7 separate regions of the Mus musculus genome follow, and regions 2, 3, 4, 5, 6 and 7 are each linked to region 1. A link is a loop called in an ENCODE intact Hi-C map of the cell type or tissue named here. Cell type or tissue: heart. All regions are shown on one strand. Each heading gives the region's core, and the rest is flanking DNA. Links, peaks and the distances in the headings are about the cores only. Region 1 overlaps A630023A22Rik (RIKEN cDNA A630023A22 gene). Region 2 holds the start of Sncg (synuclein, gamma). Region 3 overlaps Ldb3 (LIM domain binding 3). Region 4 holds the start of Npy4r (neuropeptide Y receptor Y4). Region 5 overlaps Mmrn2 (multimerin 2). Region 6 has its middle 2.6 kb from the start of Fam25c. Region 7 overlaps Shld2 (shieldin complex subunit 2).

Region 1 (4,332 bases), core at 249-4,248:
ACTGTCAGAGGTTTGAATAGTCAAGTGATGTCAATGAACCCACCCAGCCCTAGTGTAAGTGACCCAGCATAGTAGATTTGAGGGAACCCCTATGTAGTCCCAGAACATAGACCCATACAGAGGCCCAGCAACGGCATCTGCAGCTTGAGTGGAGTGATTCTCTGCCTCTGCCCAGTTTGCCTTTTAGTATCCACCCACCGCAGGCCTTCTGGGGTCTAAACCCTCTGGGTCTCCCCATCATAGCAGGCTGTGCCGTGGATTTTTCCCCTGTTTGCTCTACCCAGAAAGGCAGTACACCCAGCTTGTGGGTTTGTGTGTTCTGCTCCGGCATCTTCCTGTCACCTTTGACCACTGAGGGTGGAGAGCTGCCACACACTGCTGCCTCTCATCTGGTCCTCAGATGCCACTGTCTCCTACAGCCAAAGTCAATTTTCGGGGCCACACCCTGGAGAGTCCAACGCTCTTCTCAGCTCCATCCAGCCACGTTAAATTTCCAAGTCCATTTGCTTTCAAAAACGTTACTTTCACCCTTTTTCAAACGCTGCCTTTTCCGGATTGTTCTATTTTTCCCTCCATTCTTGGCTTCTCATCTCATTATTTTAAAACACATCTTAAATATTGTTTATTGGAGCAAGCATAATTCTGTAATCAGCATACATAGCTGTAAGAAGGAAAAAATATGAACACCATACTCACATTAGACTGGCACTAGATTTTAATCTTTCTTGTATCTTGTTTCTTTTTTTTGGTTTTATGAGACTGGGTTTCTCTGTATAGCCCTGGCTGTCCTGGAACTCACTTTGTAGACCAGGCTGGCCTCGAACTCAGAAATCTGCCTGCCTCTGCCTCCCAAGTGCTGGGATTAAAGGCGTGCGCCACCACGCCCGGCTGTATCTTGTTTCTTGACTCTCCTTGTTTAGATACTGAAGATTTTCTCTCTCCTGGATCCTCTTCTGCAAGAAAAATTTCCCATAGGCCCTAGCACTATGGGTGGGTAAGGGGACTCTAGAGGTGGCTTTGCTGAAACCTGTCGCACTCTATCAGCTGCAATGGGCTGCAATTTGTTTTTATAAATCTCACTTCAGTCTCAGAGCAGTGGATTCCCATAGTTTATATGAGAGAAGGTCGTCTGAGGTGTGTTCTGGGTACAGATGAGGTTTTTGGTGTTGTTTTAGGAAGTTGGGATTAGGGTCAGCCTTCCCTAGCTCTGGCTTGTAGGGATGAAGATTCCAATGTTAAAGTCTGGCTTTTCATCCTTTTATGCAAAATCCCTGTTCTTTTGTATTTTTAGTTTGTAAGACGGGGTCTCTCTACAACCGGACTGGCCCGGAACTCAGTCTGTAGACTAGGCTGGCCATGAGCTCACAGAGATCCCGCTGCCCCCGCCTCTGAGCGCTGGAATCGAAGGTGTGCACCACCACTCCTGGCCTGGCCCTAGTTCTCTAAGCAATCATCCAATAATTTGGCTTCAAGTTTCTTTGATTATAATATCCCTTACAAATTTTCTGATACTTGGGAAATGGATCTCTTGCTTTTAGCTGAATTCTGTATTGGTGAGTTGTGCTTAGCCTGGGGGCTTTGGTTAAGTTGGCAAACATCAGCCCATGTGAGCAGTTGGTAGACAGGCATCTGTGGTGTTTGCTTTCGACTGGTAGCCTTCAGTAGCCCAGGGCAGGCACAGAAAAGACGAACAATCGCATCCATCCACCTGGATCTGCAGCTCTAACCTGATCATGGACACAAGCAAAGAAGCCAAAGATAGGTGTGGTGGCTCAGACCGATAAGCTCAACTCTCGGGAAGCTAAGATACTAGGGTTATCATGGGATTGGGGTAGCTTGGGTTATATACTGAGTCCAGGTCAACCTAGGCTATAGAATGAGACTGTTTTGAAATAAGATGGGGTAGGTATCTTTGTGTGTGTGTGTAAAACAGAGACATTTAGCTTGTTGGAGTAAGAGTAGACCATGGGCCTGGCTCAGGGGTGCTACTGGAGAGCAAATGAAGGTGTGGTAAATTGAAGGTTAAAATAAACTTAAATTATGGGATGGGACTATATTGTACAAATTGGAAGATTTCATGGAGCGGATAAAAGGATATCTGAGCTGTATATTTAGCAGATGGCCAGGTTCAAGCTCTGGCTGAGGAAGATAACACAAAGAATGGTTCAAAACCACCACGCCTGCTGGAGTACTATAGGTGTTGTGCTACCCTGAATACCACCCGGTGATGTCTCCGGGAATGAGTAAGAAGATACTGGGGGAAAGGGAGGGCCAAGCTTCATGATGGGCACTTATTTAGGAGAATCCAGAACTCCTATTGGTCAGCCCTTTACAGTGGAGCTGGCTCAGGGCTGGTGGGTCCCAGCACCTCTCTGATGTTCAGGACAGGAAGTTACTCTTTGGTTTGGGGGCTGTGTGGTTTGGGGACTTAGAGTGATGCAGGGTGCTGCTTCTAGGCATTGTCAGACTCTTGGCGCTTTCAAGAAACATCTGCAGAAAGGGAAAGGCCTGCGCTGTATCTGGCCTACCCAGCGGAACTTGGAGAGCGGTTTAGTGAACAAATGTAAGCGCTGGGCGCCACCTTGTGGAATAGTGTAGCACTAACATCAGCTCCTTCACCCTCATTCCCCAGACCTCAGGATGACAGCCTAGGCGCAGAAGGCAGAATGTGGGAGGTCACCAAGGCAGAATGACCCTAAGCAGGGGTGTGGTGCACACAGGAGATACTCTCAGTCCCCTCTATCCCGTGGTCATAACTTCTACAGATGTTCTACAGATGTGGCCTGTGACCACCTCATAAACTAAGCCCTGGCCTCCTTCTTACCTGGCAAGTCCCACTAGATCCATAGCTCTCTGGGTTCTGTTCCTGAGAGGCTCAACTCATCCCCAGACAATGGGAAAACAGGGAAGCAGCAGGAATTTTAGTCACAAGGAATTACATCTCTGGATTTGGGACCCCTGAGTTAAATCCAGGCTCCTGAGCCGAACCTTGCTTGGTCTTCTACCCTTGGTGCCTGTCATGCCCAAACTACCACCGGGATCCTGAGCCCGGTAGTAGTGGGTCACTACTCTCTCCTTTGTCCAAGGAAACGATATGTCTCCTTGACAACCTTGCAGCCGGTCTGAGATGCTTGGTGTCGGTCTGAGGTGCTCAGTCAAGGCGGCTCAGGAAAACCAGTGCAGCAATAATGCTGTTGATAACTCAGACCCATCTTTATTTTTTTAATTGAAAAAAAGTCATATGATGTATTTTACCATGTTTCCCCCTCCCCAGTTCTTACCAGACCCTCTTCCCCACCTACCCAACATCATATGCTTTTCTCTTTCCCTTTAAACAGACAAGTAAGCAAACAAAACAAAACGCCAACACACACACACACACACACACACACACACACACACACACACACACCCCAGAAATAAAAATAAACAAGCCAAAGGTCAATAAGATAAAAAAAAAAAACCCAAACAAAGCAAAATGAGACGCCATGTCTATAAAAATATCATTGAGTTTGTCCTGTGTTTGCCAAGTACCACCCTGTGTGTGGCTTGCACCAAAACGTGTTAATACACCTAGTGAGACTCCATTGGAGAAAAGTGATTTTTCCGTTTTCTGTTGACAGTGGGTATCAATCACAGATTGTTTGTTAGAGGTGGGAGCCGGTGTCCACTTCCCCCATCTGGCTGAACTTGTGCAGGCGTTGTGCATGCTACTACAGGCTCTGTGAGGTGAGCTCACACACAAGACCCTGGTTCTTGAACATAAGGAATGGAACGTCTTCCTGCTGCGTGGGCCCGGCTCTAGCACGCACACAAGACCCCTTCTGTAGGCTGGAGGCGGGTGTGGGACTCTGCTGGGGAGGCCATGCTTGGGTGGGGACATGGTGATGGGCTCTCTTCCGCCAGCACAGCTCACAGCTTCCCAGGGATGTCGTGAAAGGTGGGTGGGAGAGAACAGGAAAGAAGTATGTGGTGTGACAGCCACTCACGGGGAGTCTGTTGGGTCTGGTTCCTCACCATGGTGAAGAGTGCTTTGGGGACACCTGCTTAGTCTGTGGCCCCAAGACTAACCTCCATTCCTGTGGGCATTCCCCAGCTGACAAAGCGGGTATGCCCCTGCAGGCTGGGGGTGCATTCTGATGTGGCCTGGGGAGTGTTAGCAAGCTTGCAGTTCTACCTAAGAGATTCAGGAAAGAAATAGAGTTCTTTATTATTGGGATATTTTTCTTCTGGGGACCCTCCTCCTCCAGAGGGTAAGTCTTATGGGTAAGAAGGCACCAGCCAGCTGTTCCATGGCTGCCGTATGTCACCCAGTGTCCAGCCTGCATGGAT
Region 2 (4,332 bases), core at 172-4,171, 290 kb before region 1:
AACAAGAGTCAGCAGGGCAGAATAGAGCCAGTAGGGGCCCGGGCCCTGCTCGCTGGTATCCCCGTGAGGCATGCCTTCTCTCTGGCCCGCCCTCCCTGCCCCCACCCTGGCCCGGGCTGGCTGGGCTCCAGCCAGCAGCCACAGCATCAATATTTCATCTGCGTCAATAAGAGGCAGTAGCAGCAGAGACAGCGGCTGCGGCAGCACTCCAGTCCATAGCTTGCAGCAGCCAGGTTCCATCCTTGCAAACACCATGGACGTCTTCAAGAAAGGCTTCTCCATTGCCAAGGAAGGTGTTGTGGGTGCTGTAGAAAAGACCAAGCAGGGAGTAACGGAGGCAGCTGAGAAGACCAAGGAGGGGGTTATGTATGTGGGTGAGTGTGGTAGGTGGGGCGGGGCGGGGCGGGGCAGGGTGGAGGGGTCCCTAATGGAGGGCAGATGCCTCCCTCTGCAGATTCCCCCAGCTTCTAGAAAGCGTTTTGAGATGAAATTCTGATTGTTGAGGCAGGGTCGCACACCCTGGAGAATATGGTAGTATCTAATTGTCTTTGATACTCTGGGGGAAGGGACTCTGAGTGGGACAGGACCGGAGTGCCACACCTACGTGTGGGCACTCAAAAGCATGCACACACATGCCTGGAGTCTCCTAACCTGGAGACCCTGAGGTAATGATCTGCTCAGGTGGACCCCGCTTTCTCCAATGGGAGTTGCTGCATCTGAGCCAGGCCACTCCTGGCTTAGAGGGGAAGGGTAGTCTGTGAAAATGGGTCCCATTTAGTGTTCAACCCACCCCCAGCATTCTGGGCTCTTTCTAAAGAGGGGACAGGGGTGGCTAATCCTGTGACTCAGCTTTCTCTGCCCTGTTCAGCTGCTGCTTCTGAGGCCGGGGCCACGCCCATGCAAGGGCCATAGCCCTACCAGTAACAGTACCTCAGGCCTGGTCTATTTTGTCCCCTCTTCCTGTCCTGTCTCCTTCCCGTCTGTCCTCTGTCCTTCAGACACAGCAGGAAATGGCCTTTTGAAGGGGCTACTGTCCCCAGACGCCATCCTCATCCCCTCCTGGCCCCCACATTGTGTCCAGCTGTTTGCCCTGACCGCTTGTACACCTCTTCCTCCAATAGGCACCAAAACCAAGGAGAACGTGGTACAAAGTGTCACCTCAGGTAAGATGACCCAGAACTGGGGACCCCACAAATCCTGCCCTATATCCAGGGTCCATACCTGAAGTCCTCTTTGTACCAACTGGAGCCCTAAGCCCTTGGTGACCCAAACCACTACATGCCCTGAAGATAGACCATCACATTGTTCTGCCCTAGAGTCAGACAAAGGGATCGAAGTAACTAGAAGTCAGGCATCAGGCATCTGGGCTCTGGGAAGGGGTTGCTCTCCTCAGCTTGGGTAGGCAGCAGTGGAGGGGGCCAGGGCTGAGTCCAACCAGAATCCTCTGCAGTGGCTGAGAAGACCAAGGAGCAGGCCAATGCCGTGAGTGAAGCTGTGGTCAGCAGCGTCAACACAGTGGCCAACAAGACCGTGGAGGAGGCTGAAAACATCGTGGTCACCACCGGGGTGGTGCGCAAGGTAAGCCTGGTTCATGTCCTTTTTCTAGGCTCCCCAGCAATAGGAGGCAATTCTGCCCTCGTGAACACACGGGTAAATAGCACTAGACACTGCTTAACTTTACAGACAGTACCCACTGTGTGCTGGGGCGACTTGGTATCTCTGTACCTGTTCATATCAGGAATCCCCATCACACTCCAAGAGTGGGGACTTGGGATTCATTTTATGCACAAGGAAAGCGACATGCAGACCATGGCCAGCCCCATCCCCTTGGCATGCAGGAAATACATATCACAAGGGCAGTGTATGGTGACAGGCTAAAGCTGAAAGCCACCACCAGAGCTACCTTTTATCTTTTATCCAACCCTCCCTCATCCCAGGGTCTAGCTTCCACCTCCCAAGGAAGCAGTAATGGCAACACTGCCCACTTGTGGTGGGCAAGTGGCAGGGCTCCGACTCCACCCTCTGCTGAGGTCTTTGTGTGAACATGTGGGTTGTATGTGCATTATTGGTAGGGTAGAGATGTGTGTGAACGCATATGCGTGGAATGCATGTGTGAATGGATGCGCATGTGTATGTACGCATGTGGCAGGCAGTGGATAAAACAGGGGCATCAGGCTCTCTGGGGATAGATGCCAGAAGTAGGAGCTGTCTCCGCACTTGCCAAAGAGTAAGCTCTGCTTTAAGTCTTTTACACTTACTAACCTATTTAATGGGGCCCCAAATTCCACCAAACCAGATATGGAAGGAAGGGCCTAGAGAGATTAGGTGATATGATGCACCACGGTCACATGGCTGGTCTCTGCCAGCACGTAGGTTCCGTGAGTGGCCAGTTTCTGAGCTACACCCTTGAAAGACTGAGTATGGACTGTGCATGAATGGGGATTCCAGAATGGAGGTTGGGAAGGAAGCTAATTCCAAAGACCTGTTATGGTCAGCCACACACACTACAGCAGGCAACCCCAATGGTGCAGCCCTAGGCTTCCCACACAGCCAATGCCACAGAAGACTACTGTAAGGAGCAGGAGAAAGGGGAGGGGTCACTCACCCCAAACACCTGCTTCCAGGGCCAGCACAGGGTCTCCTGTCACTGGAGTGTGTAGGTGCACCTCTGCAGGCTGTGTGACTTTGAGAAGATCCTCTCTGGATTATACCCATTTCCTCATCTGAAATGCTACACCTTAGGGCTTTGGGAGGAGGCAGAGAAGTGATACTAGGATGCAATTCTGCCAGGCACATGGTTAGTGCCTGTGATGGTCTGTTTATGCTTGGCCCAAGGAGCTGCACTATTAGGGGGTGTGGCCTTGTTGGAGTGGGTGTGGCCTTGTTGGAGTGGGTGTGGCCTTGTAGGCCTGGGCTTTAAGACCTTTGCCCTAGCTGCCTGGAAGCCTTCTCCTAGCGTGGCCTTCAAATGAAGACGTAGAACTCTCAGTTCCTCCTGCTCCATGCCTGCCTGGATGCTGCCATGCTCCCACCTTGATGCTAATGGATTGAACCTTTGAACCATTAAGCCAGCCCCAATTAAATGCTGTCCTTATAAGAAGTGCCTTGGTCATGGTGTCTGTTCACAGCAGTAAAACCCTAATTAAGACAGCACCTGTCATCATCATTACCACTGTTCCCAGCACAGCAGTCATCCCAGGAAGCTTACTCCCAAGCCACTGGCAAGAAGGATCCTGGGAGCAAGTTCAGGCTACCCTTGCTAACCTAGAAGATGCTACTGAGCCCTTGGGGCTTTGCCATTTTCTGTTGACCCATGAACTAGTTGTGACATCATACCCTAACCCCAAGTTAACACAGATACGTTCTGAGAACAGACTCTAGACTGACCATCAGTCTAGTTCCAAACCCACTGCCGTCATGACCGTGAAGGAAATGCTGTGGAGATGGAAGACAGGCCTGAGCCAAGAGTCCATCCGGAAGGCCGGAAGAGTGACCCACACTCCTGAGTACCTGAGAGGGACCTGAAGCCCTGATACTTTGAACTCTGAAGCCATGCAATAGTATCTAGGCCCTGACCCCTATCCTCAGGATCTCTGTGAACAGTGATGGCATTCGATGCTCATACAGCCTGAGGGAGGGGTTTGTGTGACTCAAGGGTCTCTCCTTACTGCACACACTCCAGGCTTCCTCGCTTAAGGAGCCTAAGTCTGTAGGGGCCAGGTGCCCATGACTTGGGATGTGCTTGCAGGAGATGATGCCTGGCTTGGAGGGTATCTGGCACCTCCAGACCCTCTAAGCACAGAAACATGATGGAAGGCCTCTGTTCATCTGTGAGACCTGACAGGGGAGACCCTGCTATGGCAACTGAGGGCCCGTGTCTCTTCCCATAGCCTTGTGTCTCCTTTGCTCCCCTGTAGGAGGACTTGGAACCCCCTGCACAGGACCAAGAAGCCAAAGAGCAAGAGGAGAATGAAGAGGTAAGAGGGGTTCCCAGGGTGCACCAGAAAGTTCTGCCATAGAGACCTGAGCCAGAGAGGCCCTGCTTTCATTTCTTGGTCCTGGGAGACCTTCCACAGCTTCCCACAGTGCCGTGGGTAGGGCAGTCAGGGACCCGAGTGCCTGACCGCTCCATGAGTGACCATTTCCAGGTGGTCAAGGAGAATTGTGGGCCTGGAAATGGGTGCAAGTCTCTTTCCCTCCCTCCTTCCTTCCCTTCCTCCCTCCCTCCTGCCCTCCCCCTCTTCTTCCTGCCCTCTCTTCTCTGCCAGGCCAAGAGTGGAGAAGACTAGAAGGCTGCCAGCCAACCACAGAGGCTCAAGGGACACCCCTCTG
Region 3 (4,332 bases), core at 130-4,129, 470 kb before region 1:
GTGTTAACCTGGTGGTAGAGTGTATGCCTAGTATGGGTGAGGCCTCTGGGCTCAATCCCTAGCATCACACACACACACACACACACACACACCCGAGGCAGGAGGGTAATCATAGAGTAACAGGAAGAGGTCATGAGCTTACACTCTATACTCCGGCAGCTGTGCACACACAGGGAGTGAGCCTTAAGTATTCCTTTAATTATCCCTTGATAGCCATTCCATAGGTTGATAAAATAGGATTTTAGGTATGTATATACTTTCCAAGTAAACATTATACTTCTGGGGCTGGAGAGATGGCTCAGTGGGTAAGAGCACTGACTGCTCTTCCAGAGGTCCTTAGTTCAATTGCCAGTAACCACATGGTGGCTCACAACCATCTGTAATGGGATCTGATGCCCTCTTCTGGTGTGTCTGAGGACAGCAACAGTGTATTCATATGCATAAAATAAATAAATCTTTAAAAAAATACACGTCCAGCATGCATATATATGTATATATATATATATATATATATATATATATATTCATCTTGAATTTATAAAAAGCAATGATGATTTTTCATTTACTATTACAATACAAATGTTTTTCTTCACTCAAAACTACTATGGACTATATGGTCTCTCTATATAGTTTGTTTTGCTTTTGAGATGAGATCTCTATGTGGTCCTGACTGTCCGGGAACGCCATATGTAGATCAGGCTCTGTCTCCCCAATGCTGGGATTAAAGGCATGTGCCACTATGCTCTGCTTTACACATAAAATCTTAATAGACTTTGTGTGTGTGTGTTTGTTGGCAGGGTAGCTCAGGTAGACCAGGCTGATTGTTGATCCTCCTTCCTGGACCTCCCAAGTCCTGGGATTATACGCATGTGCCACCACACCCAGTTTTTAATAGACTTTTTAAAGATCAGTTTTCAGTTCATAGCAAAATCGAATGAAAGGTGTCATTTCCCAAATACCCTATGACCTCACCCCATGAACACACACACACACACACACACTTTTCCAATGCACAAACCATTTGTGGTAAAACGAGGAAGGGAATAAGTTACAGGCCTGCTTAGGGAAAAGAGACGGGTTATTTTAAGGGAGAAGGAAGGGGGCTTGTGTCCTACAAGTGTGAACTGGCCAAGTAGACTTGGGATAAAGAATAACACAAAGTCTAGGCTCCAGAACACATCCTGATAAGGCATTGATGAGACCCAAGGAAGCTTTTCTCTTGAGGCTTTCCTGACTAGAGCGACAGAATCAGTCCCCTGCTTTATGAAGCTCACCGACAACAGAACTGAGTATGGACAGGAAACATTTTAGCATGGGTGGGACACCCAGCCTGCTGTAAGGAATAAGCAAACTACCTCATCTCTCAGACCTGAATTTTCTCATTTGAGTAAGATAGGATTTCTATAACCTCTTGTTATATCTGCAGAGATAAAATAATATCTGTAGTCTGATGCCATCTCTTGCACTTCTGGGCCGAGGAAAGGAAATTCTGAAGTCAGAGCTCCACAGGCTGAGGTGGCATTTTGGAAGGGGAGCGGTACAAATCTCCTACGTAGGAGACAGAATGATCACTCAGTGCGGCCAGGAAACACAGGAAGGCGTTTGCAGAAGCCGGTAGGAGTAGTGTCAGGTGCAGACCTTTCCCAGCAGCACCGCAGGCCCTCCCGGCACCTTTCTTGTCCTGTCCCCGCATGCCCACCAGGGGGCGGCCGGGCCCTCCAGCCGCTTCTCCCGCAGCGGCCTGGGCGGCGGAGACCGGCAGGAGCCAAGGCCTTTCCACGGTTCCCAGACTGTGCAGACGTTAACTCATCCCTGCCTGGAGCAGAGGAGAGGCCTGCCTCCACCCTTCCTTCTCTCCAGGGAGGCTGGGTTGGCAACGGGCTCCGGGGGCGGCTGGTAGGCTGCCAGGCCAGCCGGGGATACGGGCCCGCACCCCGCTCCTCTGCTGGGCTGCGGGGACTTGGGCGCCGCCGAGCACGAGCAGCCCGCTCGCGGCCAGTCCCCGGCCGCAGCTTCCGGGGGGTGGGGGACGGAGGCAGGGCGGGGTTCGAGCCGGCATCTTATCTCTGGCGCCTGGGCTGGGCATCCGTTTCCCCAGAACACCTGGGGCCAGTGGGCGGAGGACACCTTGGTCCCCGGGATGGCCACGTCGGCCTGCGGGCCGGGCGGCGACCCGGGCGCTTGCCGGCGACTTAGCCCGGGCTAAGTGACTCAGATCACCTTGTTGTTTAATTACACAGTCCCGGGGCCGCCAAGTGCGATAGGAGCCCTTTGAACGTGCCAATTAGAGATGAAATATCACCTTCTAATTCGAACCGGCTTAATTCCGTCACGTAGAAATAGCAACAGCCCGGGGCTCGGAGATGGGATATCAGGTTTCTTACGGCATTTGGAGCGTAGAGGGGCGAAGCAGGCAGGAGCTGAGAGGAGAGGGGACCGTGCTCCCCGCATGTCCTCTCCCTTCTCCTTCCCCCTCCCCAGGGATCTGCCCGGGCGAACCGCCCGGAAGAGAAAGTCCTCCTCCTGTTTGTAGCCCCAGCGGGTAGGAGGTAGGAACCTGGTCCAGGATTCCAGCCTTCCTCTCTGGGGCCTTGAGTAGGGGTTTGGAAAACGAAGGCGGTTCAGGAAAGCCTCGGATAGGAGGAAGAGAATGTCTGCCCTACCGAAGGAGCGGTTGGAGAGGGAGGCAAGGTGGGCGAGGGCGGGGTTTACTTGGAAGGAGCATGCTGGAGCCTGGTTCTGCATTCGGAGTGGTTTAGAGGAGCTGATTAGGGTGCGTTTCAGATAGGAAGCTTGCAAGCTGGCTGACCTCGAGTAGCCACTTAAGCTCTCCAGGTTGTCTGTAAAGTTGACTCGCAAGTACTCTGCCTCTTGCTATTACACAAACTCCTGTGCAACACTGTGAAAGCCAGTAGCTCTTGGCAGCCACTGTTGCAAAGAACCATCCGAGAGGCAGACACTTTTAGGAAAAAAAAAAGGCAGGTAAAATTGATTTAAATACATTTTTATTTAGCTCAGCATATGAAAATTTCTGAGTTTTTTGTGTTCTTTATTCAGGGTTTCTCAACTTGCTCTGTAGATCAGGTCTCTAGAGCTGGGATTAAAGGTGTGCACCACTGCACCTGACCTTTTAAAAAATATTTTATTTTATTGTGTGTACATTGGTGTTTTGCCTTTACGTGAGGGCGTCAGATCCCCTGGAATTGGAGTTACAGACAGTTGTAAGCTGCCACGAGGGGGTTGGGAATTGAACCTGGATCCCAGCTTGTGCTCTTAGCCACTGAGCCATCTCTCCAAAGCCATCTTTTCAGCCTCAAATGCGTGTGTGTGTGTGTGTGTGTGTGTGTGTGTGTGTGTGTGTGTGTGTACACTAGAACGCAGGTGCCTACATAGGCCAGAAGAAGGTGTGGAATCCATTGAAGCTTAAGTTTAAGGCAGTTATAAGCCATGAGACATGAGTGTTGGCAATCCAATTCCAGTCTTTTACTAGTACATGCTCTTAACCACTGGGACGTTTTTCCAGACACAGCTCAGTATATTAAAAATGGTTCAGAGCTGGACTCTATTCAGATGCATGCTAGCTATTTCAGAAGCTGAGAAATAAGGTCACTTGAGGCTAGCTGGGTAACACGTAGAGACCCGGCTCAACACACAAACAAGGGGCTGAAGAGGCAGACCCGTGGTTAAGAGCACTAGCTACTCTTCCACAGGACCCACAGCCAACTTACTCCAGTCCCAGAGAATCCAACACGCTTTTGGCTTCCCCTAGGTACTAGGCATGCATGAGGTACACAGACATACATGCAGGCAAACATCTGCACACATTAAATTTAAAAATAAATAAACAGCTTTAACATACAATCAATATAAGATAATTATTACTAAGATACTTTATATTCTTTTATTAAGTCTTCAGATTTTTAAACTGAATAGCACATCTCAATTTAGACTAACTGCCTTTCAGGTGCTTAGTACATAAGGCCATGGCTTGACGATCACACGGCTTTCATTCCTAATTCCTTTTAGAGCTAGGTGTGGAGGCACATGTCTGTAATCCCGCACTCAAGAGGCTGAGATACCAGGATCTCTGAATTGTTGAGGCCAACCTGGAATACAGAGTGAGTTCCAGACTAGCCTGGGCTATATGTCAAAAAACAAACAGCTTGGCTGGGCCTTTGATCTCAGCACTTGAGAGGCAAAGCCAAGCAGAACTCTGGGTTCCAGAATAGCATGATCAACAGAGTGAGTTCCAGGGACAGCCAGAGAAACCCTGTTTCCAAAAAAAAAAAAAAAAAGACCAGCACAGAGGATTGTGGCTTGTAAAACAAGAAG
Region 4 (4,332 bases), core at 107-4,106, 74 kb before region 1:
CATCCTGCCTTGACTGGGTCTGTCGTTTTGCTCTTTCACCGTCTTGCCTTTCCCTTCCTAGACACTTTATTGACTGCCCAATGCCAGCTTACTTTCATTGTCTATGCTGATGACCACTTATGCTAATTGTCTATGTTTTTTGTTCTTCTCCACATTGCTGAGATTTTGCCCTAGAACACAGGACATTTCCTTAATCCATTCTGCCATCCTTTGCAGTAAAACATTATTTACTTATATTAAATTCACTTTTATTTATTTACTTTTGAAATAGTGTCTTGCTACGTCACAAGGGTAGCCTTGAATTTATGATCCTCCTATGGTTGGGATGGCGGGACTATGCCATCACACTTGACTTGAAGTGTTTAAAATTTTTCAGCAATTATGTTGTATTTTCAAGGGTCTTCTCTTGCTTTTTTTTCCCCTTAGGTTCTTTGCTTCCTGCCAATCTGTCTCTGTTATGGGTCCAACTATGTCTGTAATCTGAAACCCAAGAGGAAGCTTTTGATACGTTGACCTGCTTTCCTTTTCTTTTTTTTGAGATCATTTTGATTCATCCTCTCTGTGCTGTTCGTTTTCTAAGCCTGCTGGCGACTGCTTATAGGAGAGAGCAAACGCGCTCTCCTTTGGGCGGCCGATGTGGCATCTTCTAGGGAGAATTAGGACAAATGCCTTACCCGTGGGAGCTTTGTGCTCTTAGGCCATGCTTGGATGGCTTGCTTAGAACGAGCAGGGGTGTGTGTGTGTGTGTGTGTGTGTGTGTGTGTGCATGCACTCATGTGTGCACTTGCATAGGAGGGGGAGAGTAAAGGCACATTTCATACAGGCCTGGCTCTCCGACAATGAGAACAAACTTCCAGTGTGGAAAATAGGCTCGATGAGCATTATCTACAAACGAACTCCGTGGTGGTCACTAAACACAGTGATAAATGGAGGGTAAATCTAAGGGAGGCAACAATCAAAGAATAGTGCTCAGGGTGATTATAGCTGTTCACTACGCCTGAACCCCAGGTCCTCCTAGGACTATCGTGAATAATGGCTTTAAGCTAGACGTGGCTGATCCTTAGGGGGGGGGAGAGCGAGGGGTGTGTGGGAGCCCAGGGAGAGAGTATAGCTCCATCTGTGGGTGCTTCTTCACAGCTTACATTTTCTCTCAACAGCCCTTGTGGAGTTTAGTTGCAGCTCCACTGTAAGTAACGAGATGGCTCCTGTGTCCAGACTGTGACCACTTCCCACACTGGCTGTTACAGTGGGGACAGCAGCCATAAGTAGGCCTGACTTCAAGTCTTAGGAATCTTCCTTCAAGGAGAAGTCTGTCTTTCTGACCCCAGCTTGGCTCACTGGGCCAAGGAATATACTGACCTTGAGTGAACTGAGAGATTAAGAAACATTCAGGGGTTAGGAAAAGCCTTACCAGAAGTCTGGAGGGCTGGACGCACCTGATGCTTCCCCCTGCATTCCAAAATGATTCTTGTGGAACATTCTGAGGGGTGAGCAGTGAGGCCCGGTTCCAAGTCACTGAGGAAGATCAGGCGAGCCAGCTGTTCCTCCAGCTGAAGGGAAGTCACACCTGGGGAATGCAGCCTGCCAGCAGAATTCTGCAGATAGGTCAGCTGGTCCTGGATGCCAGAGAGTGGGGATACCAGAGAGTCGGGGATATTCCTGGGTTTTCCACGTGGTTTCTTTAGATGTACTTGCGCTAAGACAATGGTTTCCAATCTTCCTAGTGCTGAGACCTTTCAATACAGATCTTTGTGTTGCTGTGACCCCCCCCCCCATCGTAAAATTATTTCATTGCTACTTCATTACTGTAATTTTCCTACGGTTATGAATCATAATGTAAACATGTGATATGCTCCTCCCCCCTCCCCCCAATGGTTCAGAAGCACTGTGCTGAGGTCTGCTCAGCACAGTGCTAGACCACTAGAGGGCGCTGTTCCTTTTCCCAGCAGAGACAAAGTGTCTAATAGTGTGAAAAATACTGGTCACACTAGGGATGTAAATTACAAGATGCTACCTACCTTCTAAGGGGTCATATGGTCCTAGAAAAGGACATTTAATCCTGGACTTAAATCCTGTCCTCCCAGGTACAAGGTGAATTTTCTGGAGGATATCCCACTTTTCTTTTCCTCCTCCTGTTCTTACTATCCCTCTTCCTCCTCCTGCTCCTCCTCCTCCTCCTGCTCCTCTCCTCCTCCTCCTCCTCCTCCTCCTCCTCCTTCTCCTCCTCCTCCTCCTCCTCCTCCTCCTCCTCCTCCTTCTCCTCCTCTTTTTCTTCTTTGGGCAAGACAGCGTTTCTCTGTGTAATAGCCCTAATTCTCCTGGAACTCAGTTTGTAGACCAGGCTGGCCTGGAACTCACACAGATCCGCCTGCCTGTGCCTCTCAAGTGCTGGGATTGAAGGCATGTGCCACCATACCCGGCTTAATAGCCCACTTTTCAAGGCTCAGTTTTCTCACCAGTGAATCTGGATGAGCACAGCTAGTTAGAGTAAGTGTGAGCACTGCAGCCGGCCCAGGAGTGGTGCTTGCTTCCCTTCCCGCTAGCTCCTTTGTTAGTCTCCAGCCCATGGGTGCTCAGGCCTTTGAAACTGGTAGTGGCTCTCATGTGTTCTTGTGGAAGCTGGCTTCCAAAGGCTCTACAGGCAGCCAGGCCCTTCATAAGTGCCCTGGGACGGTGACAGTGACCGTGATGGTGTCTGAGTTCCTGCATACGCACAGGAGCTAGTGTTCATGGTTCTCTCTGTTGGAGCTGAGTGGCTTCTAAATGGCCAGTGATTTCAGATGTTCTCCTCCCAGGAGCTACCATTATAATCAGGTCCTGTAAAATAAATTTCTTCCTCTGTCAGAGTTGCCTCCATTTGTGTACCTATGGGAGGCCTGGATGGTGACAGACACAAGAAGATACAGAGTGAGGAGACAAGGGTATCGTCCAGCCATCCCATTCGATTGTGCGCAGAGCTGGAGGCTTGTGGGAGTGCATTATGCAGTCGGGCCATGGAAGGTGGCCTGAAGGAGAAGCAGCATATTGCAGCCTGTCCACCTGGGATGAGAGTGGTCCCTAAGGAAGAGGTAAGAGGCACAAACCACAGCCAGTGAGCAGAAGCCTGAAGGCGTAGCAGGGTTTATGCCCCAAATCTGGCTGCTTCTGGGCGGAGCGACTTTAGGCTCAGCTGTGGTCCTGTTGCTTCACCAGGGAGGCAGGGATGAGGATACCCAGCTCTCAGAGCAGCTGTGATGAATAAATAGGGTAATTTCTGTGCAGTTTTAGGTACACCTCTGAAGGACCACTGGCCACAGTGCTAGGAACCATTTCCACTGGGATCCACCTAAGAGTTCCTGTGTGTGGATGATCCTGTTACCCCAGGAGGTCCACTAAGCTCAGATGAGTTTACCACACGGCCTCTTTGGGGGAGGGGTTGCCTTAGTGTATTAGAAGCAATAACCTGGCTCCATCATCGAATCCATTGCTGCAACCCTGCCTGTCTGTTCAGGATTGTCTTGATTGTTTTTCTGGAAGCCCACCCACCTCTTTCCCTCTGGCCACATTGCCCTAATAACCCCCCCAGCCCTGCCTCAGGCCTTGCTGTGTCCTCTCTTTGGGTCACCATCTAAAGAGGACACAGGTCAGCTTGCTCTCTGGAGCTTAACTCATTCCTTTTCTGTGCTTAACTCTTTTCTGCTTCTCCAGGCCTCAGAGCTCTGAATTGATGATATGACATCGGAACCAGATCTTGTGTCATTCAGCTCTGTGTGTACAGTCAGACAAAAAGGCTCACAGTTCATGTTGGGCTGAATAGGTAGAATGAGTTTATGAAAGGTGTCTGGTGTCTATCCATCATCCCTGGATTTCTCCCGAGGATTTCACCATGTTCTTGGAACCCAGAGACTCTAGCTTCTGCCTCCCAGGTTCTGTCTGGGATTAAAATGCAACCACTCCCCACTGTAGGAAAGTACATTTTAAGTCCATTCCGTGGTTGAGGAAACAGGTTGAGAGAGAGGAGGAGGAAGCGTGCGCTAGAGCGTATACATGCAGTGTAGTTTGCCTGCAAGTGGCAGGCTGACTTGTGTGTCTGACTCTAGGGCTGCCAGCACCTCGCCTCCTGGGGGCTGGCTGTGGGTGCGGCTCCCAAAGTGGGCGGTGCTAGAGTTTTGTGGGCGGGTGTGGACTCCCGGCACAGGCAAGGACCAGCGGTGTGGCTGGGGCTGAGGAACAGATCTAGTGCAGAGTCAGTATTCGCCCCAGCGGGATTCAGCAAGAGGTCAAGGTACCCATCTTCCAGGACGCTGAGGGCGCTGCTTGGCTGAGGCCCCTGCAGCAGGGCGCCCGGAGGGC
Region 5 (4,332 bases), core at 83-4,082, 320 kb before region 1:
TCAGGAAGCCCCCAAATGCAGTGCCTGGTTGGCTCCCTTTGGTTGCTGACCCTTGGATTAACTCAAACCACGCTCTCTCACCCTTTTGTAGCTCTACCATAGCAAAAGTGGTGGCTGTGCTCCCGCCCCTCTGTTCCGTACTGTAGACTGGAACCCGGTGATGACCTTCAAATACCAGCTGCCCCATTCCTGGGCCTGGGCCAAATGTAATGCTCACAGCAAACAAGTAGACGCCACGTTTGGGAGCTCGGAAGTAGCCATGTTCAGGAAAGTAGCTGCTGCCCACATTGATGGATGTGGTGTTGAACTTCACCATCTGCAGAGCAGTGGCCCCTTCTGAAGAACCGGCATAGAAGGCCACAGGGGAGCCTGAGGTAGAGGAGACAGTCAGTTATCCATTCACTGCCAAACTCTCCCTTCTTCACCTTAATTGCATGAGAAGCCGGAGACCATTTCTAGATACCATCACATCCCAGAGGTGTGTCTTAGACAGTCAGTGTCATTTCAGAGATAGGGGAAGGGAAATACAGATCTGCTGGCTGGCTGGCAAATGCATTTTCTCCTTTGATCCTCAACAAAGCCCTTTTTTTCTTTGATCCTTTCAACTCTAGAGAGATAAGTGTCTTTGACTACCTGAGCCGTGGGAGGGCGGTGCTAGAAACCTGAGTATCCAACTCCTAGATGTCTGCTACCTGCCAGGGATAGTTCCTTCCACATCAGTGCTAGGGATGGAACACAGGACTTCACACATGCTAGACGTGTGCTCCGCCACTAAGTCGTCCCAGCACCTACCTGCTAGGTATCTTGAGACATCGTGTGGGAAAGAGAATAGTGCCTATCCTCAAAATAATGTTAGTACTGGGAACAGGAATGGTGGTTTTGACCAAAAGTGGGCACAAGACCATAAAGAAAAAGGACTGAGAAACTTCTTGAAGCCAGCACAGTAGCTCACGCTTGTAATTCTAACTCAGGAGACAGAGGCAGTAAAATCTTGATTTTGAAGTCAATCTGAGCTATACTGTAAGGCTTTTTCTGGGCAAGGGGGAGGCCCCCTCTGGCTAGTCATCTAAATTGTTTTTGTTTTTGTTTTCAAGACAGGATTTCTCTGTATAGCCCTGGCTGTCCTGGAACTCACTCTGTAGACCAGGCTGGCCTCGAACTCAGGAATCTGCCTGCCTTTGCCTCCCAAGTGCTGGAATTAAAGGTGTGTACCACCACTGCCCGGCTATTTCTCTGTATAGCCCTGGCTGTCCTGGAACTCTGTAGACCAGGCTGGCCTCGAACTCAGGAATCTGCCTGCCTCTGCCTCCCAAGTGCTGGAATTAAAGGTGTGTACCACCACTGCCGGACTAAAATTTTTCTAATTATTATTTTATGTGGATGGACAGTTTGCCTGCATGTATGTCTGCGTACCACATGCATGAGTGGTGCCCACAGATGCCAGAAAGGGTCACCAGATCCCCTGGAATAGAATTCATAGATGGTTGTGATCTGCCATGTGAATGCTAAGAACAGATCCCAGGTCCTCTGCTCTTAACTGCTAACCCATCTCTCCAGCTCTGGTTAGTCATGTTAATATAATTTCCAGAGTGTTGCACAGAGCCCTGGCATTTCATATGGGTGAACTGAAGCTTAGAAAGGGAACGTTTGCTGATCCCGACCACACAAGCAAACCTTAGCATTCTTGATTTGCAGTGCTTGCACATGCCTTTAATTCCAGCACTTGGGAGGCAGAGGCAGGTGGATTTCTGAGTTCGAGGCCAGCCTGATCTACAGAGTGAGTTTCAGGACAGCCAGGGCTATACAGAGAAACTCTGTCTCGAAAAACCAAAACAAACAGAAAAACAAAAAACAAAAACTGAGGTCTGGTGCTTCAGTCCCCGAAGCACCCAGCAGATGGGGCTCTTGCCTTGCTGAAAGGTGGCTACTCTACAGCACCCTCTGTTGGCGATTCTTGTTCTTTCAGCCTGCCTGCATCTGAGAGTCCACATGCCCTAGAGGAAGGAAGACTATGGGCTTTAGAAGATGGAAAAACTGTGCAAACTAGGGGTGACTTTCTCTGCAGGGCTCAAAGTCGAGCTCTGTGGCCTTCTTACAAGAAAAGTGTTTTTAAAGGGGAAAATATTTTCGGCAGTAAAGAATTATTGCAGGCCTGGAGAGATGGCTCAGCCGTTAGGAACACTGACCTCTTCCAGAGGTCCTGAGTTCAAATCCCAGCAACCACATGATGCCCCATAACCACCTGTAATGGGATCTGATGCCCTCTTCTGGGGTGTCTGAAGAGAGTGACTGTGTACCCACATACATAAATAAATCTTGAAGAAGGAGAAGATGAAGAAGAAGAAGAAGAAGAAGAAGAAGAAGAAGAAGAAGAAGAAGAAGAAGAAGAAGAAGAAGAAGAAGAAGAAGAAGAAAAGGAAGAAAAGGAAGAAAAGGAAGAAAAAGAAGAAGGAAGAAGAAGAAGAAGAAGAAGAAGAAGAAGAAGAAGGAAGGAAGGAAGAAAAAGAAGAAGAAGAAGGAAGGAAGAAAAAGAAGAAGAAAGAAGAAGAAGAAGAAGAAGAAGAAGAAGAAGAAGGAGAAGAAAGAAGAAGAAGAAGAAAGAAAGAAAGAAAAAGAAATATTGCGGGCTGGCGAGATGGCTCAGTGGTTAAGAGCGCCGACTGCTCTTCCGAAGGTCCCGAGTTCAAATCCCAGCAACCACATGGTGGCTCACAACCATCTGTAACGAAATCTGATGCCCTCTTCTGGAGTATCTGAGGACAGCTACAGTGTACTTACATATGATGAATAAATAAATCTTTAAAAAAAAAAAAAAAGAAATATTGCAGGAGTAAACAGACCCTGACCTAACCCTAACCTTATAGGCAAATGGTAAAAGCCATGATGGAGTTTGTACCACTCACAAGAGGAAAAGAGATGCAGGGGTTACTGTAAGGACATGTAGCTCTCTGGAAATGCTAGGGGAGTTGGGAGAGTTGCTTGGGTTCCTGCATGCTAAGCTTGTACCGGGAGGAGGGGTGGGAATGAAGCTGTCAGGTTTTGTAACCACTCATGTGTAGGTGGAGCCTTTGGGGATCCGCCTGCTGGGGGCTTGCTGTAGCTGAGAGGCAGCCTCTCTCTGCTGCTCACTGGTTGGGTTAGGTCATTTCTAGAGACTAAGGTAAGATATGATGATAATGGTTGCATGATTGAGTAGCTAAGGCTGAGCCCAGGAAAGATCCAGAAGGGTATTGACACCGCCAACTGTATTTACCAAGAGGGCTCTTTCCTTCTGAGCAGAAGGCCGTTCCCTGTATTTACCTCTTGTGGGGTGCTGCCGTGACAGATGACCCCCTGCTCCAACCCCCTGTCCCCAGCATGCAGGGCGAGCTGACGAAAGACTGGGATTTGGGTGAGTGTGAAGAGTTGAGACTCTGCTCCACAGCTAGGGCCTCGGCCAACTCATGGGCTCTGGAACTACAACTGATTCTTGGGATCTATACTTCCCTATATTCCAGGAAGCAGAGGAGACCCATAGCCCTGAAGGTAGTAGTGGTGGCCAATGATCCTGCTTTCTTGTACCCTGTGCCCACTCCCCAGTAGGAGAAAGGAGCACCTGAGTTGGCAGAGAGCCCTGTCCTAGATTCGTAGAGTCAGTCTCCAGGGCCCAGGCACTCACCTGTCTCCCAGAGCTCCAGACCTTTGGCGTGTGCATCTGTAGACATCACCACTTGCTTCTTATCCCTCTTCCGGGATTCTCCTGGGCCTCTCGGTTGCTTCTTATCTTTCTTACTCAACATGGCCTGCAGCTTCCCCAAGTCTAGGCTGATGTTGCTTGCCACCAGACCTTGGAAGTTCTGGAAGAGGTTGTGGAAGAGCTGCCGGTGCTGTCTCAGGCCGTGCTGGGTGTCCAAGAGCATGCTGTGTAGGTCTTCAAGGGAGCTATTGAGGGAGGCAGCCCAGGAGGCCTCACAGCACTGCCCAATCTGCTTGACATCAGAACTCAGGCGCCGAATCTCCTGCTCCAGCTCCGCCAAAGTCATGGCTTCCTCCTCTCTCCCAGAGTCGTGGCTGGGCTCAAGTCCCTCTGCCAACTGTGGGTGCTGCTCCACAAAGCCACCTGCGGCCTTCTCCAATGCCTCCACCCGGGTGGCCAAGTCCTCCCAACCAATCGCCTGTTCCTGTAGCCCACTGGCCGCGTCCTGCAGGGCTAGGCGGATCTGCTCATAATCCAGTGGCAGAGGGCGAGGGGCCTCCTCTGACATCTCGTCTATCATCTCCTCCCCGAAGAGTGCAGCTAGCACGGCCTGATGTCGCAGGGCATCCTCCAGCAGGGCTGTGAAGGAGCCGTGC
Region 6 (4,332 bases), core at 187-4,186, 280 kb before region 1:
CAGAGTTACCAAAGAGGCCAGGTTCAATTAGCAAGACAATGAAGGTCCTCTACCTTAATCTTTGTGGAAACAAAGAGGCAACCTGGAGTAACTTCCTGCTGGCTAATTATTTCATGGTATTCTGTAGCCCTGCCTAGGTGGGAAGGTAATCTGGTTGTCTGGTTGGTTTTTTTGAACAGGGACTTGTGGATTCCAGGCTGGCCTGGAGCTTGTGTCTTTGAATGTCTAATCATCTTGCCTATACCTGAGTCCGGAGTGCTGAGATTAGAGGTGTGGGCCACCATATCTGACTTGGGGCTTCATGCACACTAGGCAAGAACCCTCCCACCTGAGCCCCGCGGCCAGCACAGATCTGTGCTTTTATTCAGTGTGCCATCCCTGTCACCACTACTCTCTGCATCGGTGGATTTGGCTTTTGTAGACTAAACATACAAGTGAGGTCATTCAACATTTGTCTGTCTACACTTTGATTGTTTCACTTAGCAGAATGTCGAGGCAAATGGCAAAGCCTGCTTTTTCAAGCTGATTAACATTGTGTTGTGCATACATAGTAAACTCTTGTTAGCTACTTTTTGTTGCTTGGTTTTAGTTGTTTGGTTGATTCTGTTTGTTTGTTTCTTTCTTTCTCTTGAGACCGAGTCTCACATACCCGTGCTAGCCTTGAGCTCATTATGTAGCTGAGGCTCGACTTTGAACTCCTGATATTCCTGCTTCCCGAGTTCGGGACTGCAAACTTGCAGCATCACACCCAGCTAAGACACCCTTCCTTGACGGACATCTGGCTGTTTCCATCTTGACTATTGTGGCTAATGCTGCAGAGAACATAGGGGTATGGGTATTTTTTGAGACAGCCTTTCCATTTCCTTTGGGTCTGCAGCAGAAGGAACCAGGATTATATCTTCCTGGTTTCAGGATTTCAATGAATCACCACACTGCTTTTCACAGCAGCCGTACCAACTCTGAAATTAGGCTTGATACCGGCTTTCTTTTCTTTCTTTTGTTGTCCCACACAATTCTAAGGAGGGGAGAGAGAGGCGATTTAGAATTAAGCCACTGTTTCTGGAAGGATAAGCTGGTATTTTGATCCCCTTCCACACCCACACACTCTCTACCAGCTCCCCTGGACTGCTCTCCTGGGCTGCATTACCTGGGCTCCTGACTCTGAGCCTAACTGAGACCAGTCAGAGGGAAGGAAGATGCTGGCTGGAAGCTGAAGAGGTAGCTATTTTCTCAGCAGCTTCCCCATTGTGGATGGTTTAGATGTGTCCATGTTTCTGGGATGATGGCGGCAGCTTCTGTCCCTTGACTCTTCCACAGCCACAGCTCCAGGAGGCAGGGATCTTATGTCCCCCCGAGATATCTAGAGAGATAATAGTTGCTATAATTCCTGATGATTAGTGTCCCACTGTCTGTTATTGTTTGCCCCTGTGAATGGTCCCTTTCTGAGCTCTCTGGTTTCCACCAGGAATCTTGCTGATAGCCTGAATATGTGTAAGATGACACAGCCTGTTGGGTGTAGCTTCCTCTGGTGACCCACAAGCCAGGTCTATGAGAGTCTGGATGAACAAGGCTCTGCTATGACTGGGAGGACTCAGCATGTGCAGGATTTGTGGGTACAGTATACAGTACAAAAACTCAGATCTGCGAGCTGAAGTATGAGGCAGCGGAGGCAGGATGGACGACCACCCTTTGGATGTTTTAGACAGACATGAGACAGCAGTCTCTGTATTTAGCCACCCAGAGTAAATATTTTAAAAAGAGCACTGGTGTTTGCTAAGTTGGCAATCGGTATTTAAAAAATCAGCTTTCCTCGACTTGATGATTCAGCCAGCAGGTCCTTTGCCAGACTGGGTTGCTGAGCAAATTCTGCTTGGAAAATTGGTTCACTCCTGTTAAAGCCAGATTCTCTCTGACCCAGGGAAGACTAGACTTGGCCTGCTGGCTCAGGATAGGTTTGCCTGGGTGTCTGTGTTCAAGGGTTGCTCCCCTGGAGTGTCTTCCAAGATGGGGCAATGGAGGGCAGACTCTCCCACCTGAGGTATCTTCAGTCTCAAGCAGGTGAGGAAAGCTACCCCGTGACACAGAATCTGTCATGGTTAGGAGAATCTTTGGCTAGAAAGGGATCCATTCTCAGGAGTCTAGAGGAGCACAGAAGACCTCTCAGGACACTCGGGGTGGCTTGGGAGACCAGGGAACAGGTCACAGTTGGAGTTGAATGACCAGTAAGACTGGACCAGGGCCAGAGCCATGGGGTCAGGGACCTAAGTCCATCTCTGGATGGTTTGGTCTCTCCTAGTCCCTCGACTTTTCCTGACATTTGGGGGTGTGTGTGTCTGGGCAAAGGGTAGTCGAGTGACATCACTGGAGTGCTCACCCAGAGACGCTGTCCTAGGAAGGGCAGTGTTCCTGGGCAGCAGGGCCTGAAGGGCAGGGGGAAGGAACAGCACCTTGGGCTGTGTGGGCTGACTTTTGACAAGGGTCTGTTGGGGCTAGTGAGCTTCAGAGAGGAGAGCCAAGCTGAGAACAACGAAGGGTTTATAGGGAGGGGTCCAGAGGCCATTCTAAAGCTGGCAGGGGAATAGCAAGAGAGGACCCTTATGAGAGTAGGGGTCACATGCACTCTCAATGGAAACAGGGCCTTTGATGGTTCCAAAACTATCTCCATGCATTTTGAAGCACCCCCCATCAGTACACTCCTTTCCCAGCCTAACACCCCAAGTGGAAGGAATACTCTGGAACTTTGTCTTGAGTGAGGAAAGTAGGGAGGACTGGACTTACTTGAGTTCCAGGGACCTTAGTTTCATGGTCATTTTTGCAGCCATGAGAGTATGTATGTATACACACACACACACACACACACACACACGCATATATCTCCAGTTGTACGAGTAGCAAAAATCACATATTTGTGTTCTTTTCTCTCTTTTAAAAAGGTCTTTGTGTATATGTACATTGTGTGTATGACTGCAACAGGCATGTGTGTGCTGTGACATATGTGTGGTCAGAGGACAACATAGGGTATCAGCCCTCACCGGCCACCTTGTTTGGGACTGAGTCTCATATTTTTCCCCACTGTACATACCAGGCTAGACAGTCCACAAGCATCCTGTGGTTCTCCCGCCTCTGCCTCCCATCTTCCTGGACTAGTTGTAGGATTATGGACACTCCATACTGGAGCCGGCTTTATGCAGATCCTGGGGATTTGAACTCAGGCCCTTAGGCTTATGTGGCAAGTGCTCTGCCCACTGAGTAATCATTTTCCCTGCCTTCTATTTCTTAAGAAGGGCTCTTCCAAGTCACCTGTCTGTCCACGTCTGCCCCAAGGAGATAGCAATGATATGGATGGGGCTTGGCTATGTGACCGGAGGTCCTGCTGCCCATAGCACCCTTTAATCACAGTCCGGGTCTACCAATACCACACAGGAATGTGGGAGGACCTCAGCTCTAAAGGGCATGGGCTATGAGGGCCCTTCGTCTGGTAAACACTAATTAAGTCGTGTCATACCTAGCAGGGCAGGTTTGAGGGATGAGAGAGGCTTCAACAGGGAAGAGATGTTAGCCATAGTCTAGATTATGTAAATAGGGACATTGGATGACCTTCTGGCCCTGGCCCTAGGTCAATGGAGTCCATATCCCTCATCTCTTTAGCATCAAGGGGTCTAACATCCCAGCTGCGCCTTGGTCCCCTGCCGTAGTGAGCAGGGCCTACTGTCTAGAGGAATTTCTTGGATGAGCAGGAGGGAACAGGTATTTGCAAGAACCTGTGTACTTGACCCACTGACTATCAATGACACAGCCAGGAAGACATAGCTATCCCATTTTATAGATGGAGAAACTGAGGCTTTGTTTGAACTAGTGATTAAGGGAGGTAATATGTGGAATGTGGCTTGAGGAATCTCTGCCTATCCTGAGTAATGAGGGAGGCACCCTGACCCTCTGTATCCGACACACCAGGAAACTGTAGAACTGCTCCTAGGGGGAATTCTAGTTAAGACAAGTGGCGATGGGGTCTTCTGCCTCATTGTCTAGGATATGGGAAGTGAAGTGGCTACGGTTAAACTCACAGATTTCCCTAGAAGCTGCCCCCCCCCGCCCCAGGGTACAAAGCGGCCAGCATGTCCCCATGTGCTGGCTGCCCCAGTCCTGGGTAACCCGGGAGCTAAGATGAGAGAAAATCAGCTGACTGAGCCAGGATGACCACATGGGTCAATGCTGTGCCCTCCAGACGGTCAGGCAACACTCTGAGCCCCCTGTCTAGGGGCGACTACTTGGCTGTTCTGCTGGGGCAGGGTCCTTGGCAATGGGACCACTTGTGTCTGGCCTCAGGGGTGC
Region 7 (4,332 bases), core at 131-4,130, 150 kb before region 1:
GTGAAGCTTGAGGAACCAAGAGAGACAGGAAACCTTCAGAATGTGTTTCTGTGCAGCTAGTGGGGTCCTGAGTGTCGTGTGTGCTTTGTTCTTCCTCAGTGCCTTCCTCAGAGGTCACCTACGGCATGGTCGCCTCAGACCTGCTCCATTCCTTGTTGGCTGTCAGTGCTGAGCCTTGTGTGCTGAAGATCCAGAGCCTTTTCGAGTTGGATGAGAACAGCTACCCACTGCAACAGGATTTCTCCCTACTCGATTTCTGCCCTGACTCACGTAAGCTGTGGAGCCCAGGACTTTCTCTAAGGGCAGAGGGCACAGGAGGCATTCCTGGGAAGGAGTGATGAAACAATCTGTCTTTTGAAGATGCATTTATTTTTATTATATGTATGTAAATGTTTTGCCTGTGTATGTCTGTGTACCATGTATGTACCTGGCACCCACAGAGGCCAGGAGAGGGTGTTAGATCCCGAGACTAGAGTAATAGATGGTTGTGAGCCGCCGTGTAGATTTTGAGAAAATGCTCTTAACTGCTGAGCCATCCAACCCTATGATCTATCTTTTGAAATGAAATGACAGGGATTTTGCTTAGAGTTTTTAAAATAGGTAATTTATTAGCATAATATAATTGTGCTAAATACATAATTTTTTAAAGAAAATTCTGTGAAGCTTTTATTATTTGTTTTTCTGTTGGTATTCTCCCCAGCACTGACTTTCTGCTATAAACTGAATTGCTTTCCTTCATTATAACTGTGTCTACTGGGCTAGGGATGCAGTGCTGTTGCTATGGCCTCAGGCGTGGTCGTATCCATCCTTGCCTGCCACTGACACTTTACTGTGGGGCTCTTGGCCCCTGGTCTGTCCTGTAAGTTGTCAGCACTGTGTGGAGTTTCCTTCTGGGAGACAAGCTTCCTCTTAGACTAGGGTACCACCTTTTCATCTTTAGCAGGAGACTTCAGGAGAGATTCCAATTCCTTGGCACCGATTGTCTCAGTATAGCCAAAGGGAGGGGCACAAATGCTTCTATTTAGAGTACTGGGACTCCTGCCATGATATTTAAGTTAATTGACTGAATTAGTATCATGAAAATGGCTGTAGCCCTGAAAGCAAGCTACAATATTCAATGTAGTTCTTAGCACAATCCCAGTGAGTTTCTTCTCAGAAATAGAAAAAACAATCCTCAAATTCCTGTGGAACAAAAGCACCCTTGAGCAGAGCCTCCCCTGAGGACAGAGAGCACAGCGTCTGATTTCAGACACTTTCACAGAGCCACAATGACAATAACAGACAGACGTGTGGATGAAGGGAATGAAATAGAGGGTGCAGAACTCACCCCTGGCAGGTATGATGGAGCAGTGCCAGGCCATACACCAGTGTGTGTGGCATTCGTGTCAACAAGTGGTCCTGGGAAAACCACGTGAGAATTCTCTCATCCACTACAGAAGGCATTCAAAATGGATCAATACTTCTAAGATCTGAAACTTTGACACTACTACCAGAAAACACAAGGAAAATACTTCTAAGATAGAGACACAAGCAAGGACTTCCTGGCACCTTCGGACTGGTGTGGCTGTAGAAGGCAGAGCCTCATGGAAAGGACTCCAGTAGCTCAGGAAATAAGATCAAGAACTGGCAAATGGAACTGCAGATAACTTTAAAACTTCTGCGAAGCACAGAGAAAAGAGACAGCATACAGGTCAGGAGAGAAACCGTCAGCTGTGTTTTACTATCTAGAACAGAGAACAACAAACAAAATCAACAAATGACAAGCAGTTCTCAAAAGGAGTACAAGTGAGCTGGGGGTGGGGGTGGCCCTTGCCTTTAATCTCAGTACTCAGAAGGCAGAGGCAGGAGGATCTCTGTGAGTTCGAGGCCAGCCTGGTCTAGAGTTCCAGGACATCCAAGTAGTTTCTAAGTCTATGAAGAAAATATCCAACATCTCTAGCCCTCAGGGACAGGCAAATAAAAACTATACTCAAAGTCCTCCATCCCAACCAAAGGAGACAAACTGCAAATATTGGTGAGAATGTAGGGAAAGAGGAATCCTTACACACCAGGTAACAGCTCCAAACTACAGAGTCCACAAGCAGTAAATGGATAACAGACAGCACCATGCCATTCACAGGAGGGTGTGTAGCCCTGACACACAAGAAGAGTCATGCTCAAAGGACAGTATGAAGAGGGCAAACAAACTAGCATACACCTTTTCTCATTCCTTAGCTAATGTGTAATGCTGTACATTGTACATCACAGATATTTAGATGGTATGCGCCTATAGATTATATAGTGCTTGATCAGGTGTAGCAATCAGAGAGGAAGAGGTGGTGCTTGGGAAGGGCCACCCCGGATATTGGCTTTTGTGGCCTGCTGGCTCTAGATCTAACCTTCCCCACTTGCTCTGAGGTAACAGCCATTCTAGTGAGTGGCCATAGCGTGGCCACCATGATGCTAAACACTAGAGGGCAGTGGAGACATACCACAGAAGGCCGGGCTGCTATCCTAGGTTGAGCTGGAAGCCACACCTCTGAGTCACGTGTCTACTCCCTCCTGCCCTGGACACAGTGCGCTAGGCTGGGTCCCTTGGCAGACCACCTTTGCTCGCTCACTCCTGCCTGAAAGATTGTCAGTCAGCAAACTAATGCAAGCTCAAACCGAGAGAGCCAAGGTGGTTATTTGCCTGATTTCACTCCTCCTCATTACTGACAAATGGTTAATTTACACAGAAACATGGGAGGGATGGAGAAGTTTAAGGAGGAAGAAGGGAAGATTTTATTTTCCACGCACCCTGACTGCAAAGTACCACAGTTCTGCGCTCTGATGAGAGGGAATACCGACAGCATCTCGGACCCCTGGAGTCTGATTCCAGCTCCAGAGCTGCTCTCTTGCTGCGGGGGACTGGGAGGCAGCGTGTCCTCCTTCCTGCTCTGCTAATGGGAGGGATCTCTCCTGGGCTCGGGTGCTGCCTTATCCCGCTGATGTACAAAACCTTATTCAATTCCCAAGAGATTGTTCCTTCCTCCTTTCCGCAGTGAAGCACAATTCCTTAAAGCAAACAGTGATTCAGGCAAACCATTCCTTCCATAGAAAGTATTAGTGGAGTATAATGGTCAAGTATTACAGTCTGGTTTTAAAATTGCATGCTAAACTCAATTAAGAGATTTGTCAATTATGTTGAAGGAGCTGAGCTTATGGAATCTAATCAGTGAATTATTTCATTATATTTTTCTAATTAACTCTTCAGACTCTCTTATCAGGTTGCTAGCTTCTCCCTGCTCCTTGGATTAAAAACTTAGAACAAGTGCCATGACTTCTTTCCCTCCCCTCCCCTCCCCTCCCCTTCCCTCCCCTCCCCTTCCCTCCCCTCCCCTTCCCTCCCCTCCCCTTCCCTCCCCTCCCCTCCTCTCCTCTCCCCTTCCCTTTCCTCTTTTCTCAGTATTGTGACTGCTTTGATCACCATGAGCAGTAAGTAAATTAAGTAGAATTCCTCTAGTAGTGTCTGGTTCCACAGGTAGACTGTCCACACTTCCAGCATTCAGCTATAGCTAACTCACTGCCTGGGTCCTATTGCTCCGTCTTGTGCTTCTGTCCATCCTTCCCCTCCCCCACCTCCCCCCACCACACCCCTTTCTCAGGTGCTTGGTCACCCCAGCCGGAGCCTGAATGTGGCAAGGAGGAAGATCTCCTGAGGGGCAGGAACCTCGAGCTGCAGAACTTCCAGGACCTCCCTTTAGTGAGGTCTCCCCACCACTCCATGACCGACCTTGGTTTGCTACAGTGTTTGTTGCAGCAACACCATTCAAATCCCTTACAGCAGGGGATTGCCTTTGTCTGGAAAAGGAAGTCAGTTTTGAAAATTTATTCCTCCAACTCTTTTTAAAATTAATTTATTATTATAATTAAGTACACTGTAGCTGTCTTCAGACACACCAGAAGAGGGTGTCAGATCTCATTATGGGTGGTTGTGAGCCACCATATAGTTGCCAGGAATTGAACTCAGGACGTTCGGAAGAGCAGTCAGGGCTCTTACCCGCTGAGCCATTTTGCCAACCCAGTTTTTCCAACTCTTATGAACAGAATTCTGGGTAAATTCCAATTGTGAAGTGCTCAAGGGAGACCAGAAAGTAGCAAGAAAGTGAAAAATAATCTCCCTTCCTCTGCTAATTATCCTCTGACAGTGATGAGCACAGGCTGCTCATGGCTCTTGAAGTAATTTGGGCAGACATTCCACACAGAAAAGTAAGAAAAGCATAATTGACAAATGACTGCACAAATTACAACACATCATTATGGGATGCCAAATTGGCAGCCATGACACCAAGGCCAGTAGGCAGCTTCAGG

What was found. Hi-C counts contacts between places; a loop is a spot of excess contacts. Peaks named below come from ENCODE experiments on the same cell type or tissue, not always from the same donor. Only the 100,000 strongest peaks of a DNase experiment are listed, where the experiment ranks them.
Region 2: it touches region 1 in a loop (2.2-fold over the local background); 15 of 42 quality-filtered maps call a loop at or near these places.
Region 3: it touches region 1 in a loop (4-fold over the local background); 9 of 42 quality-filtered maps call a loop at or near these places.
Region 4: a loop joins it to region 1, with 8 times the contacts of the local background. A loop is called at or near these places in 11 of 42 quality-filtered maps.
Region 5: a loop joins it to region 1, with 9 times the contacts of the local background. A loop is called at or near these places in 13 of 42 quality-filtered maps.
Region 6: it touches region 1 in a loop (3-fold over the local background); 13 of 42 quality-filtered maps call a loop at or near these places.
Region 7: a loop joins it to region 1, with 6 times the contacts of the local background. A loop is called at or near these places in 14 of 42 quality-filtered maps.

The regions. Positions count from the first base shown.
Region 1 is chr14:34,078,774-34,083,105 of GRCm38, reverse strand. All of the region lies in intron 1 of A630023A22Rik (RIKEN cDNA A630023A22 gene), which reads left to right. Among named protein-coding and RNA genes, the nearest start is that of Anxa8, 5.0 kb to the left of the region's middle. In heart, for the core only: a CTCF peak has its summit at 2,595 (motif pointing left); a DNase peak (open chromatin) is centred at 2,575.
Region 2 is chr14:34,370,502-34,374,833 of GRCm38, reverse strand. Sncg (synuclein, gamma) reads left to right here and starts at 165. Exons shown (of 5, transcript NM_011430.3): 1 at 165-374; 2 at 1,122-1,163; 3 at 1,451-1,578; 4 at 3,918-3,977; 5 at 4,269-4,332. The coding sequence starts at 254. The coding sequence ends at 4,289. In heart, for the core only: a CTCF peak has its summit at 1,989 (motif pointing left); DNase peaks (open chromatin) are centred at 1,073, 2,023 and 3,703; H3K27ac peaks cover 108 bases.
Region 3 is chr14:34,546,951-34,551,282 of GRCm38, reverse strand. The region is part of intron 10 of Ldb3 (LIM domain binding 3); the gene reads left to right. Among named protein-coding and RNA genes, the nearest start is that of 9230112D13Rik, 26 kb to the right of the region's middle. In heart, for the core only: CTCF peaks have their summits at 419 (motif pointing left) and 1,700 (motif pointing right); DNase peaks (open chromatin) are centred at 1,932 and 2,552; H3K4me3 peaks cover 1,586 bases; H3K27ac peaks cover 1,542 bases.
Region 4 is chr14:34,152,358-34,156,689 of GRCm38, reverse strand. It overlaps Npy4r (neuropeptide Y receptor Y4), which reads left to right and starts at 4,271. Exons shown (of 2, transcript NM_008919.4): 1 at 4,271-4,332. In heart, for the core only: a CTCF peak has its summit at 1,941 (motif pointing right); no DNase peak of the experiment used is centred there; H3K4me3 peaks cover 221 bases; H3K27me3 peaks cover 1,420 bases.
Region 5 is chr14:34,398,950-34,403,281 of GRCm38, reverse strand. It overlaps Mmrn2 (multimerin 2), which reads right to left. Exons shown (of 7, transcript NM_153127.3): 6 at 3,659-4,332; 7 at 1-369. Among named protein-coding and RNA genes, the nearest start is that of Mmrn2, 26 kb to the right of the region's middle. In heart, for the core only: no CTCF peak of the experiment used is centred there; a DNase peak (open chromatin) is centred at 1,941.
Region 6 is chr14:34,355,829-34,360,160 of GRCm38, reverse strand. It overlaps a transcript of Fam25c not described here. Among named protein-coding and RNA genes, the nearest start is that of Fam25c, 2.6 kb to the right of the region's middle. In heart, for the core only: no CTCF peak of the experiment used is centred there; a DNase peak (open chromatin) is centred at 1,860.
Region 7 is chr14:34,233,354-34,237,685 of GRCm38, reverse strand. Shld2 (shieldin complex subunit 2) reads left to right here. Exons shown (of 10, transcript NM_001360074.1): 10 at 100-653. The coding sequence ends at 338. Among named protein-coding and RNA genes, the nearest start is that of Syt15, 15 kb to the right of the region's middle. In heart, for the core only: a CTCF peak has its summit at 2,459 (motif pointing right); a DNase peak (open chromatin) is centred at 2,505; H3K4me3 peaks cover 655 bases; H3K27ac peaks cover 293 bases.